Linked DNA regions of Homo sapiens: region 1 is linked to region 2. Evidence: chromatin contacts called from ENCODE Hi-C data. All regions are on one chromosome and are shown on one strand. Each heading gives the region's core, a stretch centred on a gene start or an enhancer-like site at or near the end of the contact. The rest is flanking DNA. Distances are from core to core; before and after follow the strand shown. Region 1 overlaps ZDHHC14 (zDHHC palmitoyltransferase 14). Region 2 holds the start of SNX9 (sorting nexin 9).

The links. Hi-C counts contacts between places; a loop is a spot of excess contacts on that map. Pooled maps may share reads with other maps.
Region 1: a pooled map shows a loop between it and region 2 (2.0-fold over the local background). The contact joins the enhancer-like site here to the promoter of SNX9 in region 2. A Hi-C loop is called at or near these places in 13 of 37 single-sample maps with no recorded cell type and 6 of 50 pooled maps.

What each region holds. Positions count from the first base shown.
Region 1 is chr6:157,555,806-157,559,725 of GRCh38, reverse strand. The region is part of intron 2 of ZDHHC14 (zDHHC palmitoyltransferase 14); the gene reads right to left. Among named protein-coding and RNA genes, the nearest start is that of MIR3692, 29 kb to the right of the region's middle. RefSeq lists enhancers at 2,222-3,007, 2,706-3,015. Within about 2 kb of position 2,670, at least 5 of the 41 ENCODE cell types and tissues checked have a DNase peak (open chromatin) inside an H3K27ac peak, as active enhancers do.
Region 2 is chr6:157,821,054-157,824,933 of GRCh38, reverse strand. It overlaps SNX9 (sorting nexin 9), which reads right to left and starts at 1,688. Exons shown (of 18, transcript NM_016224.5): 1 at 1,488-1,688. The coding sequence starts at 1,499. RefSeq lists an enhancer at 860-909 and a silencer at 1,560-1,879.

The sequences.
Region 1 (3,920 bases), core at 1,421-3,920, 270 kb after region 2:
ATAATGGGTCCAACTCCAAAATAGTATTCATGACAACCTGGAGCTTGAAGTGGGGAAAAACAAAACAGTGAAAACAATGAATGGAGTATGTCTTTAACTGAGAATGAGAAGAAGTGCCAGGAAACATGAGCATGCTGTTATTCCAGGAAGATGCCCTTCAAGATGGCAGGGTGGCTGGGCTCTCCTTGGGAGACCTGAGGGCAGTTCCAGCTTGAGCGGATTCTTTCCACTCATGCAGGCACAGGGTGGTGGCCAACTCAGCTCTAAAGCCAATGGCTCTAAAGTCATGCCCACGGAAAGAGGCAAGTGACTGATTCTGGAGTGAATTTTTGCTGCACTTGCTGGGGAGCAAAGCTGTCCTGGAGAAGAGCGCGTCAGCCAGGAAGCGGGGCCGACTGTTGCCACATCAGCTGCCCACGCAATAGCTACAGTACACCTGCTTCAGAAGCCTGTGGGGCAGCAGGTTCCCGGCTAAAGCCCACTTGTCCCAGAGAGATGGCCGACCACCACATCCTCGTGAATCACCTTTGCAATCTGCTTCTGTAATCACCATCAGTCTCTCTGTAGTCATAATTGTCAAAGTGTGCAAATAGTTATTAAAATATTGATTAAAGAAAACCAACAACCATTTATCATCATGGAAGAGTGGTTGTTAACTGCTTTTATCTCGGCAGAGCTTCATGGGGAGCTTGAAAAAGCTCATTGTTTGTGTGTTTTGAGCTGTAAGAGTTGGGAAGTGTGATTAGACTCAAAGGGCTCACTTTCATTTGTATTAGAGAGCTGGGGGGAAATCCACCCTCCGAGGTTGGGGGCTGAGCAGCTGTGCCTGCAAGTCCTGCTTCCAGATGCTTCTCCCCTAGAAAGTTCCTACAGCAGGGAAGAGGAATCTCTGATCTACATTACTTGAACTTTGTTTTATTGTTTGTTTGCTTTTTTTTTTTTACCACCAAAGTTCACTTGGTGATTTTTGCAAAATGCCATCCCAATCATTTTTGTTTTAGTAATGACTCCTTACAACCACCCTGTGCACTGTCAAGTGGAAAAACAGAATCATAAGGGCCTGAAATGAGGATCCCAAACAGAAGACATAAAACCAAAAACACAATTCTGAGTCTTTCATTGCTTTTGCCTGAATCCAATCTTTCTTTACTGATGGGCCATTGCTTTTCTTATATTAGAAATTCCTCCTCTCCACAAAATTGGATTCCATGTTTGCACCAGAGTCATTAGTTTTGTTTTCCTCTAGACTTGGTAACAGCTGGGTGTCAGCCCTCTCGATTGGCTACTCTTGTCACTGAACGGCCTACCTGTGGGCGCTCTGGGTGATCCATGGCTCTTGAACAGTTTCCCTGTGTAATGCAGACTAGCCAGGTCAGAAATGAACCATCAGAATACCAGGCATCTGTCAAAAGGGGATCAGGGGGACATGAATGTCACCTGGCTCAGAGTAATTATCAGCCATTTCTGGGAATGGCAGCATGTCGGTTGAGGAGTTTAGATCTATGCTGTCCAAGGTGCTGGCCACTGTCTGCAGGGGGCTCTTGGGCACACATATTGTGGCTAGATCTCAAAGATTTAGTACAAAAAAAGAGAATGTAACATATCTCAATACTTTAAATATCTTTACATATTGATTACTTTTCAAATGATCATACTCCCAATAACTGGGCTAAATAAAACATACTATTAAAGTGAACTTCACCTGCTTCTTTTTACTATTATACAGTGGCTGCTGGAAAATTTACCATGTGTGGCTTGCATGTGTGGCTCACATTATAGACTACTGGACAGCGCTGGCTTGGCCAATCAAAATCATTCATTGGAAATCAGGGGAAATTCACTATTTATCCCAATAAGGGTGACGGAAGTGAGAGCAGTCCCCAGTACTCTGCCCGGATTGCACAGCATGGGCCTCCCACAGGGGAGTGGCCGCCATTCCTTTGCTAGTCTATTTGCTTGGGAGCACTGAGCTGAGAGCCATCTATTGCTCACACTCCTCTCAGTGGTTACAGAAATGAAACGAGGAAGTCTGCAGATAGCAATGGACCCAGCTGACAAGAGGTGGACCACAAACCCCTTCCTTGTCTTGAAGTTATTCTTAGAGCTAAATTTGCAAATAAGGACAACCAAAGTCTTGCCCCTAAAATAACGTTTTGTTTTCATCTCATTCTTCCATCTAACGCATGCTGGACACATCTAACCAACGACTCACCTCTGCCGAATGTGAAAATCAACTGTGCACTTTCTGTCCATGTCTATAAAATCCATATATATTATAGGATGAGCCATTGGAGACTAAAATCCTAACATGGCAAAAGTCAAGTTTCTTTTCCCTTCTATCAGAACAGGCACCCCTACCAATCCTGACGCCTGGCAGAACCCTCCCAGAGCCACCAGCCTGGCACAGGTCCTCTGCCCGCCCGTGGTGCTGGCCCTGCCCCTCTGTTTAATTTGGCTGCAATTTCCCACTCTGCCCTGACCTAGTCACCACTAGCAAATCCTCCTCTCCTGCTACAGCGTGCGAGAGGCTGTGCTAGGCCCGCAGGTGCAATATTTCATGTCATTCTCCGAGCAGCCCGGCAGTTCAGGTGGTGCTATTTTGCCCCTGGTTCAGAGAAGGTGACTGCAGCTGGAGGGCTGAGCGGCCTCCCCAGGACACAGCCCGGAGTGGCATGGTCTGGTCCAGGCTCTCGGCCTTTCCCTCGTGGAGAAAGAGGACTGAGTCCTCCCTCAGTGTCTCTTGGAGGGATCCCTCTGCGCTCCAGTTCCCTGATACAGGCCTGGCCTCATCTCTAACCCGAGCCCCTCAGTGCCCGCAACTCTTCCTCCTCATCAGCCCCACCTCTCACTGGCTTCTCCACCAGAGTCAGCACTCTTCAGCTCGCCTGGAACCCGCCCGGGCCTGTCCTTCAGCTGGTGGCAGCCATCTCTTCCCCTTTCTGTCCCCACCTGTCACTCTGCTCCAGCCTTTGCTTCAACACCAGCCTCGTGTCCCCTGTTCCAGCCCCGGGGCCTCGGCTCTGAGCTGTCTCCCTGGACTCCATCTCTGGCTTTCTTGTTCAGTCTCACTCTGTACGTGCTCCTGACTGTGCTGTCAATTAGGGTAGGCATTTGTATTCCTTTCAAACCTTGTTTGACTGCCTGGATTCGAGACCCGTTCCGCCTGCTGGCGACAGGAGCTCCATCCCCTGGCACTGCCTTAACCCCTACCAAACAGCACAGTGAGGGCATGAGCTCAGCGGCCAGGCAGGCCTTTGAGCTGTGCTCTGCTGATTACTAGTTGAGAGGCTTTGGGAGTTACTCGTCCTTTGCGTGCCTCAGTTTTTCCAGCTGTAAAGTGGGAATCACAGTAGCCTCTGGCTTAGAGGGCTGCCGAGAGGACTGATGGGCATGTGGAACACACACACATGGGGCCCGGGGACAGCGAGCGCTGTGGGGTGCTGGCCATCCCCCCTTCCCACCCTCCACCCCCCACCCCTGTCCTCTCTGCTGGCTCTGCTTTCCTGCCTGCTGACGCCTGCCTTGTGCAGCTATGACCCACCACAACACGAACCAAATCCACTAATTACTCCGAGTACGCCACGCTTGGCAGCTGAAGACATCTAGCTGGGGTCCCCATATTTTCCTGTTCAGTCGCTAGTTTGTAAAATAACACCTCCCTTCTCCTGGTCTCTGCCGCCCCGCATCCCAGTACCGCCTCCTCCGGCCATTCATGGCCTGCGTGTCTTGTGAATCCAGCGTGCATCTCTGTCCTCCAGAGGCCTCCCGTGATTAATCCCTCCTGATCCCCTCCTAGGCGGACGGTCCCTTCAGCCCTCACAAATTCAGTTCACATTACAGCAGTGGTTCTCTACTGGGGGTGACTTTGTGCCCAAGGGGACATTTGGCAATGTCGGGAGATAATTTTTTTGGCACAATTC
Region 2 (3,880 bases), core at 439-2,938:
AGCATGTACTAGGATGTGTAACTGGTAATTTCTGGAATGTCTGGCAACAAACCTCAAAATCAAATTTCCTTAGAAATCCTTGGCCTAAGTTTTATTTTTAAAAAGGTCAACACAAAATTAATACGTTAAAAAGGTGGCAAGTTCTATCGCATTAATAAAACCAAAGCACAGCACAGGCAATAATATATTAACAAGAAGGTAATTATTTCAGTAACAGCAGCAACAGGTTCCCTGGAGGAGAATCCCCATTTCTCTACAAACGCTGCACCTAGATGGATTCAGAGCACAAAATTTACCACAGCACAACATCTAGCAGACCGAAGTCAAGCAATGCTGATCTTTCAAAGAGATTTCACATTTCTTACCATTTTCTACCTTAACACTCCACAAAAAAAGCAAACACCTATCGAAAAATAAAAAATAACGTTTCTAGCAACCCAAAAGTAGCTCAGAGATCTCAAAAACAAATAGACAAAGGGGTGCTGATGCTAACAAAGTGACATTACAAAAACTAAGTGCAAAAGTAAACCCACTCCTCACAGTGTATCACAGATCAGTTAATGGCTCAGGTATAGAGCCTCCTCCCCCAGGTCCTCCCTTCCGTGACCGTGACTTCCCCAGTGGCTATTCTACATCAAGTAACTACTGAAAACGCCCAAGGAAAAGGAGCGGGGGAGGGTGGCTTTTGAAAATTCAGGTAGCCAAGAGTGACTGCTAATTTCATAAACAATAACGTAAAACAAGCAAACCACCGCTCCTAGCCAATGACGAAGCAGGAGTCAAAGTTCCACCACGTAATTCGGGCCTGGGCCTTTTTTCAGGCAAACACGTAATCGAAAGCACAGTCATTTCCCTCTTGATATTTTATTCATGCCGGCAATGCCATTCACAATGAAAAGGTAGCAAAACAAAAGAAAAAAATAACAGCAGCGAAGGCAAAGGGGCGCGGGGCGTCCCAGCCTCGGTCCCTCCCCGGCCGCGAGCCCCCGCAGGCCGGGACGGGAAGCGCCGCGTCCTCTCCGCCGAGGTCTCGACCCCCACCCGCCCCGCGGGGGCGAGGGTCCCCCAGGCGGCAGCGGGAGGGGACGTGGGGGCGGCGGGGACGCCGGACGCCACAGAGCGCCAGTCGCCTCGGGGGCCTCCCCGGGCTGCGGGAAGTTTCCGTCCCGCGGCCCCTCCCGGCGAGCCCGCCGCAGCCCACGCTCAGGTGCAAACTTCCCAAACCTCGCTGCGCCCGGGGTCCCAACCCGCGCCCAGACCCGACGCCGTCCCCCGGTGCGATCCTGGTGGTCTGTCTGCACTGCCCGCCGCACCCATGCCCAGAAGGGACTGGCTGGGCCGCGGACCCGCCCGGGGACTCCACCGAGGAAGCGGAGTGGCCCCTCGACCACCCCTGGCCCCGACCCTCCCCGCGGCCCCGGCCCCGACCCTCTCCGCGCCGCCCCGGGCCTGAGCGACCGGCCCGGCCTGCGCCGCGCGCCCCTCACCTTGGTGGCCATGGCGGGCGGGTCCCCCGGCCCGGGACGGCCGGCTCGTCTCCCGCGCCGCGGATGGTGATTCTGAGCCGCGCAGGCAAAGGCAAGGGCGAGGGCGGCGGCTCCGGCTGGGCCCCGGCGCGGCGGCCGCTCCTCCGCCTCGGCCCCGAGTCTCGACGCTCAGGCCCAGCCGCTGGGCGCTCGGCTACTCCCGCGCCGCACGCTCCTGCAGTTCCTGAAAGTCCCCGGCTGCGCGGCCCCCGCCCCTGTCGGCCGAGCCTCCCATTTACCGCGGCGCGCGCGACGCCCGCCGGAAGCGCGCCCTGGGCCCTCGGCCGCGGCCCGGCCTCCTCGCCTCCTGGCCGCCCCCGCGCCGCGCCGCCGCCCCGGGCAGTCACCGCCGCCGCCGCCGCCGCCGCCCCCGGGCGCCCTTGGTCGAGGCTGGGAGCGGCGTCCCGCGCAGCGGCGGGGTCCGGACGGGCGCCCCAGGCCATGGCCCGCAACCCTGCGTGGCCGCCCCAGGGGAAGCGATCCGCGGCCCACAGAGCCGCTCGGGGTAGCCGAACCCCGACTCCGGTTCACGCTCGGCCGGCGCCGCACGCCGTGGCTCGGCGCTTTCCGTGCATGAGGCGGGAGGGGGCGGCAGGAACTCTCGACGCCCCGGGCAGACAGGAGCCCCGCAACCCCGCTGTCTTTGCCCCACGCCTGGGGTGTTGCGGGGTCGCCGTGCCCTTGGCCGAGTACCCTGAGTACCACATAAACAGCTGGGAAGGAGCGGAGCGATGGCTTCCTGGGCCTCTTCCTCCTGCCCGGAGGCTCCCTCAGGCCGGGGTCCTGGCTTGAAGCCCCTGGGACGGGACGGTGGGGGGTTTCGTTCTGTGACGCCCCGTTAACCTCATTCTGGAATCTTGATAAGCTTAAAAATACCGGAGGGCCCGAGAGGTTTGGGGGACAACAGGCTCTCTGAAGTGGAAACGAGGTCTCTAAAATTTTCCATCTTTCTGTCAGTGTTTCTTTCCAGAGTTGGAGATATATATATGGGTGTTATGAATAAACGAATGACTTGAATTGAGCAGCAAGATTTTTCACTCAAGGACAAAACACGACTGGAAGATGTGTCTTAATTGGCATACTAGTGGAGTGCTTTTTTATTATTATGAGGGATATATTTGTAAGAAGAGACAACTATCAAATGTAAATCTCTGGTGTTTAATGTCAAGTTTGTGTCTTCTTAAATACATTCTATTTGACCTGAGATTTCACTAGTTATATTCAATAATGGGGTTTAAAATAGATACGGTATTGCAGAATTTTCTGTGAATTTTTGTGTTTGTTGAGCTCATGGTTAAGCTATAGTCATCATAATATGCATAAATAGTTGTCTTTCTCCGTAAAAAAAAATATTGGGAGGCCAACATTCATTGACGGCCTGCTTGCTGTATACTAGGCTTCCACATCCCCATCTCATTTAATCCTTATAAGAAACATTTGAGAAACTCATTATTGTCCACTGTTTACAAAGAAGAGCGACTCAGGGATCACTTAAATAACTTGCCCATTTGGTAATACTTATTCAAATCGAAAATGACCGTAGCCTTGGACCCAGCAGCCCTCCTGGGAATTTATCCTGTCAAACACTTGTACAAGTGTTCAAAGATGTTCATCAAAGATTGTTCTGTAATAACTCCAACCAGAAAGCAACCTATGTGTTTGTTAACAGGACTGTTTCAGTAAATAAGATACATCCATTCAAACAAAAATACTAGGAAGCCCGTAAGAAAATGATAATATTCTAAGAGGTGTTAAGAAAGATAAAAAGAACATTATGTATGGTACATTTATGTAAAAAAAAAAAAAAAAAGGAAATATGTGACACATTCCTAGAAAATTTCTGAGAAAGATTCGCCAGATCCTGTTGTCAGAGTTTTTGACCATGTGTATATATGACTTCATTTAAAAACAGCAGTTATATTTTAATAAACAATGGAAGAAATAACTTGGCTAAGAGCACACACTAGTATGTGGAAAAGCCAGGATTTGAACTCAGGCAATGTCATAAGTAATGAGTTTTCCATATTCTTTTAAATGTGAAGGCTGGGTACAGCTCTCTCTGCAGCCGTTCAACAATGCATCCCTTGATAGGAAGGTGCAAAGTTAGGGGCACACCTGTGAAGACAGGCCTTTCCACATGCTCATCTGGCAAATCCTATGCAAATAGTCATCCTGGGCACCCAGCACCATGAAAGCAAGAAGACTAGAGACTTCAAGCTTTTCCCACCAGAACAATTTCATAACCCTGGTTTTATTTTTTAGAAGTAATGGTGGAGGGCTAAGGTGGAAGGATTGCTTAAGCCCAGGTGTTCAACACCAGCCTGGGCAACATAGTGAGACCTCATTTCTAGAAG